2 separate regions of the Mus musculus genome follow, and region 1 is linked to region 2. A link is a loop called in an ENCODE intact Hi-C map of the cell type or tissue named here. Cell type or tissue: left cerebral cortex. All regions are shown on one strand.

Evidence for each region. A loop is a pair of places that touch in the nucleus more often than their neighbours do. Peaks named below come from ENCODE experiments on the same cell type or tissue, not always from the same donor. Only the 100,000 strongest peaks of a DNase experiment are listed, where the experiment ranks them.
Region 1: a loop joins it to region 2, with 2.4 times the contacts of the local background. A loop is called at or near these places in 5 of 42 quality-filtered maps.

Annotation. Positions count from the first base shown.
Region 1 is chr5:27,073,294-27,078,293 of GRCm38, forward strand. All of the region lies in intron 1 of Dpp6 (dipeptidylpeptidase 6), which reads left to right. Among named protein-coding and RNA genes, the nearest start is that of Dpp6, 27 kb to the left of the region's middle. In left cerebral cortex, CTCF peaks have their summits at 1,910 (motif pointing right) and 2,919 (motif pointing right); DNase peaks (open chromatin) are centred at 1,919, 2,935 and 4,708.
Region 2 is chr5:27,199,177-27,204,176 of GRCm38, forward strand. All of the region lies in intron 1 of Dpp6 (dipeptidylpeptidase 6), which reads left to right. Among named protein-coding and RNA genes, the nearest start is that of Dpp6, 150 kb to the left of the region's middle. In left cerebral cortex, a CTCF peak has its summit at 1,996; DNase peaks (open chromatin) are centred at 1,624 and 4,220; H3K27ac peaks cover 330 bases.

The DNA of each region.
Region 1 (5,000 bases), 130 kb before region 2:
GATCCACAGTGCAAGCTACTTCCAAAGTAAGAAGTTCTTGCCACCTGCTCCGTTTTCTTCTTTACAACTCGAAACAAGAACAGGGTTGCTTCTCAGAAGCAGTTGTGATGTAGCTATCATGTTATAAAATTCCTGTTTACTCACTGGAGAAGTTCTGAAAATGTTAGGCTGTATTCTGGGACAGCAGCGTTACATACTGATATCCAGGTGCTTCCATACGGTAGTCACACACTTGGATTTCCACCCAGCTTCTGCAAATATGTCTCCAGGGGACTTCCTTCCTCACTGGCATAGGTAATCAATGTGCTTATCCAAAAGGCTAAAAGGCAATAGACAAACCCAGTGTCATCAATAAAATCCCTTTTGAAAAAAGGCATACTTCAGGGCTGAAGAGATGGCTCAGCAGTTAGGAGCACCGACTGCACTTTCAGAGTCCTAAGTTCAGTTCCCAGCAACCACAATGATGGTGCCGCACAATGGCATCTGATTGCATCTTCTGATGTTCATGAACACACACACACACACACACACACACACACACACACACACACACACAAAGTAATAAATAAAATAAATCTTTTAAAAAGGTGGGCATTCCCCCCTTGAGCCCTTAGTTAAAACAGTATACAAAACTTCCCAGCACATGGTTTTTGTTGCATCTTTTTGTTAATTGAAGGCATGGGAGATTGCAGACTACATTCACATAATTTCTATCAGGTAAGTTATCCATGGGGAGGCTTAACATGGATGAATGAATCATGTTTTAAAAGGGAAGTATATTATTAAGTCACTCATTCATTGAGCCCTCCTTTCTGTGTTATGGAACTTGGGATGCCCAAGTGTCACATGCACACACACTTGTATTGCCTGACAAGAACCAGAGTATAGGACAAGACTCACATATGTATGTCATTGTATTAGATGGCTTTACCCTGGAAGGCTGAACAAACATCTCACACAGGGCTTACCTCAGCTTTCAGTGATAAACAGGGCACTTGTATTGGTTGCATCATTTTAAAGATGGGGACGCTGGGAGTGAAAGCTAAGGAAGTGCCCTGCCACTGATTTGATTTGCCTGCCTACTGGCTGCACTTCTGACCCTTCTATCTGAGAAAGGAAAAAGAGAGACCAAAGGTCTCTTGGCCTTCTGTCTGCTGACCACTGCGACCCCTGGCCTTTCTTTGTCCCCCAATGATTTTATTTTATTTACATGTGGATGCACGCAGAAGCCAGAAGAGGGTATTTGATCCCAGGAGCTGGAGTTACAGGTGGTTTGAACCATCTATTGTGGATGCTGGACACTAAACTCAGGTCCTCTGAAAGAGCATCGAGTGCTCCTAATTTCTGAGTCCTTTAGCCCTGTGGAGTTTTCCTTCGTTCTCCAGCTGTAGCTGTTCAGTCTTTACCAACTGAGATCTGCCCAGATTCACTTTATGGAAATGTGCGAACCTAGAATAAGTTGCAAGGAATTACACGATGAGCCCATGGCACCCACTGCCTGCTGGGTGGTGAGCAAGATGGGCAGGCCATTCCCACCATCATCTAATTTCCTCCCTGTGGAAACGTTCTTCTGTGCTTCCTTGGATCTGGTGGTACACCTGTGTTATACTGAGCATGCTCATAAGCTCAGCTCTCGCATCTCTTCAAGCAAGTAGCAAGGAAGAGGGTCCTCCCTTGTCAATCAAAACCAGATTACTAGGAAACAGGGAAGGTTTCTTCCCTTTTCTCCAACTCAACTTTTTCTGAGCATGGGAAGAGTCAAGTTGACAAAATTAGTCTAAAATCCCAATCATTAAAAACAGCATTCTTAAACAAACAAAGCATTATGCACCCCCTTGACAGCTTCCATTTGTCTGCCTGATCTGGCTGGCGTGGGAAGAGCAGGAGTGTGTGATTTGTGAGTCTTGCCAGCAGAGGGCAGAGTTTACTGCTGAGACCCTGGTTTTTAGGGTTGTGCAGAATCGCAGCAAGACTGGGACAAGCAGAAGCTCGTCGAAAAACAACTCCTGTGTCAGCGGAGATGTTCATCACACTGGGGAGAAGCTGCAGCAGCCCCCCTTTACACAGCAAGGCATCCCTGTCTGGCCCTATCTGATTCTGTCCATAACCTCCGGGGTCTCTATGGAACTCTTCTGCAGCTGCTCAATGGTATCTGATTACATCACCACAAACAGACTTTGTGCAGAGGCCTGTGATCCTGCCCACGTTCATAGCATGCCCTGAGCCGTGTTGCTCCCATAGGGGACCCTCACAAGTGACACCCAGCACTCTTTTCCTGAATGGTGAAAGGGCTCTGGGCATCTCCCAGCCTTAGGACATCCATGCATGGCTGAATTGGGTTGTTACTTTGGAGTTACTCTAGCAGTAGGGTTTGCAGTGGTCTTCAAGCGGATGATTCTCCCCCAGCATGAGGGATCTTCATCTACAAGTGTAGGATTTGTCTTTGGGTATGGGTAAGGTTTTCTAAACACTGGTGAGTCCGCTGTGAATCTAATAGTAGGAGCCTGTGCTATATACAGCACAGGTGCAAGCGTCCTGAGGTGCTTGTCTGAGCACCACAAGGCAAGGAGCTGCAGTGCCTGGCCTTCATATTCATGGTCTGATCAGAGTCCCCTGTAGCTATCCTGATCTGCAACAGCTGAAATGGGGCTGCCTGCTTGCACAGGGCAACCACGGGGTCAAGTACAGTGGTGTTTTGCATGATTTTTACTGTGTGGGGTGTGCACTGTTGCATGTTTTAATTATGTAGCTAGGGTAAGGCTAGAAATGTAACAGACCAAGACTGAGCAAGGCAATGGAGAACAAATGGCTTCTGCCAATAGGGCATCAATCACAAGGTGAGGCCCTGGTAACTTTTTACATTATTGTTTTAATTTTTATTTCATATGCATGAATGTTTTGCCTGCATGTCTGATACCCGTGAAAGCCAGAAGAGGGCATCAGATCCCCTGGAACTGGAGTTACAAACTATTGTGAGCTTCCTTCCATGTGAGTGTGGAACTTGAACCTGGGTTCTTGAGAAAAGCATCCAGTGTTCTTGACTGCTGAGCCATCTCTCCAGTCCTGTGGCCTTGGTAATTGTGATCTGTACTCTGCACTGGGTGAAGAAAGAGTACTCAGCCTAATGAATGGACAGACAGACATACAGCTTACATAGCTCCTACTACAGTATGATTTTAACGATTTCCAAGTATAGACTCCTGTAGCTGTCATTCCTGTCTGTGAGGTGATATTTATAGCACCTATCTCAAGCTTCAGGGAACATAGGGAAAGACAGGCTAGGTCTCTGAAAATGCCAACTTGTACCTGGAAATTAGCATAAGACTGAAGAGTTTTCACAAATCAGTGGGAACAGCATTTATCCACCTGTGTGAAGAGCAGAAAATCAGCTTCCTTTATCTGACTCTAGGAACTAAAGACTAATGTTTTTAAATTATCAGGAGGAAATAGAAACTATTTCTGTAGAATAAGGCTATGACAGAACACCCTAATTATGACACAAAATGTTCACAACAGACAGGAAAAATGGATTACTTTTTTGCCTGGCAGAAGACAGATGAGAAATCTCTAAATTTTAGGAAGCCCTTGTTCTGAAGGCCCAAATCTTATGGCCTTTGATCTGGTGCCCTTGGTATCCAGAGTTTCTGTGTCCTGGATCTGATGGCCCTGAATTTGGTGGCCTTTGTGTCTAGTGGCCTTGAATCTGGTGGCTCTGGTATTTAGAAGCCCTGATATCTATTGGTGCTGGGTCCTAAGGTTCTAGACCTGGTGGCCCTGATGTCTGCTGTCCCCTCTGTGGCTGGCAGTGCCAGACAGCTGGTTTTATTCCAGCCAACCTGCAGGGGCTAAGGATACCTGGAGCCTCACAGGGCAGGCTCTTCACTCCTCCAAATGGCCAGCATCCCTGAGTCCTGCCCTAAATGCCAGCAGAGCCTCTCCCTGTGACCTTTGGAAAATTCTCCCCTCTTTAAAATACTTCTGAGGAGGAGGTGGGAGATACAATTGAGAGATGTAGCGATTAGACCCTTCCTCCCCAAAGTCCCACTGCAGAGGCACCTCCCTGGTTCAGGCTTTGGGCAGTGGATGCTTTCACTTTGCTTACTTCAGGCATCAGACATTCAACCATGACTGTGCCCTGAGCAGGTCCTGTGTATCACTTCTGCATACCTTAGCATCATCATTTTAATTGGCTTTTTGGCAGGCAGCGAAGATGTATGCTAAAGGCAGACATGTTGTCATCTGCTTCTGTAAATGCTGCAGACATTCTACCACCTTTGTAAAAACAAAACAAATCAAAACAACCCAGAGAAATGTACTAGAAAAGTACTGAGAACCAGAACAGTTAAAAAATAAAGTTATTTCTTACTATACATCTCAACTGTCTAAACATATATCTGTTAACCATTTCTACCATAATAATAGTTATAGCCCTATAATAGATAGTAACACTATATAGACTTCCTACCCTGAGAAGAGAGTGTGAACATCCTGTTACCGGATGAGCAGTGGTGAGGAGAAGATGTCTCAGGGATAAATTTGTCCCTAAGGTCGTCATTTAGTGACAGAGTGATGGTGGATTGCCTACTGACAGGTGACTATATTAGAAACTGCTGTAAGATGTACATGAGGAAGATCTGGAGGCTAGAAATATTCAGGGACCTTTTGTTGTTGTTTTTAAAATATCTAGCCAACTCCTAAAAAGAAATGAGTGGTTGTCATGGCAACCTCAGTATCACATGGCACAGGGAAGTACATGCAAAGGATTGGATGAGGGAGCCAAAGGAAGCCACCTGGTTTAGAGTTTAATTTGGGAGAGTAAAATTCACCTAAAATGATTTGTTAAACATGATTTATTTTCCTTCCAAAATGCCTATAGGTTGGGTTTTTTTTTAAGATATTTTGGTTTTGAAATTCAAATTACTGTGGATGAATTCCATTAGAAATGTAGAGTCCTTCCAGGTCAAAGCAACCCGCACCATCACACAGACACACTCTCCTAC
Region 2 (5,000 bases):
TATGATTCAGACTATGGATCTCATCCAGATTCTTCTTCTCCATCCAGCTCTTCCATTATGTTCTACTCTGCTTTGAACCTGAACAATGTTGGAACCCTAGGTTCCTAATATAATCTTCTCTTCTCAGGGTTGTGGGTAGCTTCTGATGTTTGATGCAAGTCACACATGATCTTAGCACCACCATTCAGAACAGTAGTTCTACCAGAAAGCAGCACGAGCACTACCCAAGAAGCCAGAGCCAGTAGTACTCAAATTCCAGGGCTGGGCATCATCACTTGAAGGGAGATGATCACCATGACCTAGGCAGTGTCTCCTTCCCTTGTGGTCCAAGACACAGTAAAGGATGCTGGGGAAGGAGGAAGATCTGTCAAGAGTCATAATTCAGGGCTCCTGACACTATGTGTGAGCATGTTCTAAGTGTCCCAAAGGGGATCTATGCTCCTTGAAGGGCATCAGTTTGAAATGCCAGAATCACAGTGTTATGCAGCAGGACACTTTGGCTGGGATCTCTCAGTGAAACAGCAAGAATAGGAATAAGGAAAAGTAGTTCTACCAGAGAGCAGCATGAACCCTACACAAGAAGTTAGAGCCAGTAGTGCTCAAATCAGGCGGGTAGGCAGCATTGCAGAGCTAGGCACAAGGGTTGTGCTGACATCAGATGGTCAACACAGGCCTTGTGGCAAGATAAGTTCAATGGCCAATCACCCAATGGAGCAGGAGACAGAGCCAGTCAAGCACCCATAAAGACATGGACCTGAAGTCAGAGGGAAGCCCCAGCACTGAGTCCTTTCAGAGGCAGAGGGACTAGTGATGGGGAAAGAAGTACAGACAGTAGGTTCATTCTGAGTATGGTTCAGGTTCATTGAAAGACTTAGAAAGACTAATGACACACGTGAATTTTTACATCATTCTTGCCCTTTCTGTGATGCTTTTGCGTAGGTACCATTGTGGGAATTACCACAACTAACTTGCTCACATACCCTGAAGATTTTGAAATATGCCAACAGAGGTATCAGGAAAATTTATCATGAAACTGCCTGGTGGCCATGTGATAGGACCCCCATCCTCACCCAGCAGGTGACTCAAGATCCATTCATGTTGTATTTTGGATGCAGTGGCAGAAATCAGGACTGAGAATGAACCATAGTTGGATAGAACACAATGGTGGCATGAAAGGGAGAAGTGAGATACAATGGGTGCAGATGGAAACAGAATCCATGGATGCTTGTGAGCCAGCAAGGATGATATCCACAACAGTAAATAACAAAAGACACTCAGAGACAGGAACAAATAGTTGGTGATATCCTCTTACTACCCCCCCCCACACACACACACACACTCACTCACTGAGGCAGGGAGGAGATTTTGTGTGTGTGTGTGTGTGTGTGTGTGTGTGTGTGTGTGTGTGTGTGTGTGTTCTTTTTGTCCAGGCTTTTAATAGCCTTCACACATCACACCTGCATGGCCCACATTAAGCATCTGTTTCTCCTTCTTCGTTGGTGTCTTGATGCTGCCAAGCACAGGGAAGATAGGCAGCAGCCAGCCCAACACATCTGAGCTCAATTAAACACATTGCAGAAGGACTGCAGATGGAAATAAATGATGGGGAGTAGCAGAGAAGCCAGGAACCCAAAGTGCTGACATCTTGAGGAGACTCTCAAGTTCCTCTCACTATTTATGTGACAAATCACCAACCTTGTTGCTGGTGATAAAAATAAGGCACTGCCAGCCACTGTGTTTTGAAGGGGGAAAGTGGCTAAAATTCTCTCACTGAGAAGGAAACTGGTGTGAGAGGGAATCTAGAGAGAGAGAGGTCTGCCAGATGGAAACTGGAGAGCCCTGGAAGAGCTGGAAAGCATCCTTTGAGAAACAGAGAGAGTGGCATTTCTGATGATTTTGGGAGTAGAAGAGGTGGTTAGATGGGAGGGAGGGACTTCTGGAAGCATCCTTTGCCTTGCTGATCCAGTGATAACAACATAGCATCTTCAGTCTCAGCCTCTAGGGGCAGCACACCAGCAGCCTGTGCTTCATGTCTAGTCAGATAAGCAATGGCCTTTCTGCTATGAGCATGGCTGTGTTCACCCACAGTTCACACAGAGACTCCTGGCCTGCCTTAGAGATGTCACCTGCCCAGGTCACATCGTTTTTGTACATATGGGCCCCAGTCCATCTGACATCTGTTCTAGTACAAAGAAGGATTCATTCAGATTCACAGCTAGACAAAGCATGGCAGCGCTTTGTGCAGATGGAGACGAGCTCTATAACTTTCTCTCTGATTTCTCCACTCCAACCTACTTTTACCAGAGCAAATTTAACATGGCCCCAATGTAAGTATGAAAAATATGTATACAAATGGAAGTTAATCCTAAATGTATTAGCTTTAAAAAATTCTTTAGAATGTAATTTTTAACTTTGTGTGCTATACTAGTTAATGTTCTGGTTGCTGTGACAAAAACAACTGGATGAAAGAGAGTTTATTTGGGTTCATGATTCAAAGATACAGTCCATCATGGTGGGAAGGCGAGGAGGTAGGGGTGTGGGGCAGCTGCTCACATCACATCCTTAGGCAGGAGGCAGGGGTGTGAAGCAGCTGCTCACATCACATCCTGAGGCAGGAGGTAGGGGTGTGGGGCAGCTGCTCACATCACATCCTGAGGCAGGAGACAGAAGGATGCATTCTTAACTTCTACTCACTCTTTTTTTTTTAATTTAATTGTATTCCACAGCCCATGGGATGGTGATGCACATCTTCAGGGTAGTTATTCTTCCTCAGTTAAGTCTCTCTGGAAACGCCTTCATAGACACACCCAAGTGTCTGTTGACCCATTGCACATACTAATGAGATGTGCTTCTTTTAACAACAACAAAAAAAAAAAATACAACCTGGCTAAAAACTTGATGCTTCAGGACATAGGGCATTTTCGACACTTCTTAGAGTTAATCGATATTTTGATTGTATAATCATTAATGCTCAAAACACTGCTTTGAGTAAGTACACAGTACAAAATGGCAGAGATAAGTTTAGGGCTATTTTAGAAATGGTTGGAAAGTCTATCCTAATCCCAAACCAAAACTTCTTTTAGTGTTTTTATATGAAACTCAAGTCAGCAAATGAAACAGCAGTTTTTACAATCAACACACCACCACAAGATAACTAAATGAGGTGCTGTGTCTGGAGCTGCATACTGAGGGAGATGGTGGTGAATGCTGAAAGTTGTTGCTTTCTGGAAGTAAACCTCTGCTTCTAGAAGAGTGGAAAACCATGTGTAGGCACTAAAAGGCCTGCAGCTCAGAACACAGTCTCTTAACTCCAAGAGCATTCCCAAGGAGAGATGGTGTACACAGCATGGGTGCATGTTGTGTGCTCAGAATCAAGGCTGAAGTGATGCCATGTCTGCAGCACTGAGAAATGCTTCTAGAAAGAGCTTGGTTTCACTGCATGCTTGATTCTCCACTAACTTTTGTTTGTGAAGCAGAAACCTGTCTGTGTTACCCAGTTTTTCATGAATCTCTTTTTAGTTATATTACAACTGGGATAGCAATGCACACTTTAGGAAGCTTCGGTTTAGATAATGCATCTGCTATAAACCAAGAGGTTCCAAATGACCTTCACTGACTGCCAACAGCAGAAAGAGGCCTGGGACCATCCTCCCTGGTCTCAGAAGGAACCAGCCCTGATGTCACCTTTAGACTTCTAGTCCCTGGACTATGAGGAGAGTTTCCTGCTGAGGTCATCCTCTGGTGAGGTGTGCTACAGTGGTGAGGAAACCATACATTAGAGAAGCATCCAGCAATGCAAAGCAGAACATTTCCTATACAATAGGCATCGTGGCCAGGAATGCATAGAGAAAGGAAAGAGGTAGGTCTGACATACTGTGGAAATTTTTCTTGGAAGAATGAAGATGGCTTCTCAGGATATGGGAGGTTGAACTAGGAAGAAAGAAGAGAGAATGGGGTTGTTTCTAAACCCTTCACTGTCCAGTCAGCCCTTCACAGTGGGGTGACAGAGTGTAGGGGTACCCAATTAGAAGCTGAAAAGACTGCCACACCCATGGTCCTTTTCATGGTAGACTTCAACATAGACAGCAGCAGAAAGAAGGTGACAGGTGGGGAGCCAGACTGTTTGGTGGTGTGGCTCTGTGACTTTGCCATGGCCAGATGGAACAGCCTGGTTTGACAACCTGTGTGTGGCATGTGATGTTGGGAATCAGGGAGTGTTCCTGTTTCCATGACAATGAGATGCTGTGCCTCTGTACTAAGAGTTCCACAGAAAGATATAGGAATAATCAGTGACCTTTAGCATATCTCTATTTTTAGTTTCCTAGACACTTGTCCCCAAAGCTGCATTTCTCTTCCTGGATCACGAAGCCCAGATGGTTCTCAGTGCGTTTGCTTGAGGCATCTATTTCTGGATCTCCAGCCACACCATTAGCTGGGGACTTTGTCTGTAATCCCTTACCTGGGCACACCCTGGATTCACATCCTATCCTCTACCCCCAGACAGACTGTCTGGAGATCTAGCCTGTTGGAAAGGGACAGCAGGGGTCTGGGTCATTCTTTTCATTTAATAGGTGATAAAGTTACAAGAGACAGGTAATAGGGTCATTCACAATGACTGATCTACGCATAGAGATGCCAGTAATGTGGGATCACACATCACCTAGGGCTTCTAATTCCTAATCTATCTCTTATGTGCGAAATGGGAAGTTTGAGCTCCCCAGAGTCTTGACTGGTAATCCAGACATGCCTAGGCTGTAGTTCTGTCTCCCCAAGGCCTCAGGTGAGCTGGCCTCACAATGACCCACAGGAAGACAGTGTGACCTGCTCTTACAGGCCCAGGGCCCAGTTCCCCAAGGCTGATTCCCAAGACCCTTTTAGAAACAGGCCGGCCTCAGTGCTGCCCTTTACCTTTCTGAAAACCTCTGCCGTGGGGGCAAGAAGGTCAGCCACTAGTGGGTCCTACACATTGGGCTTCTGATGTCCTGGAAAATGCTCTAGAT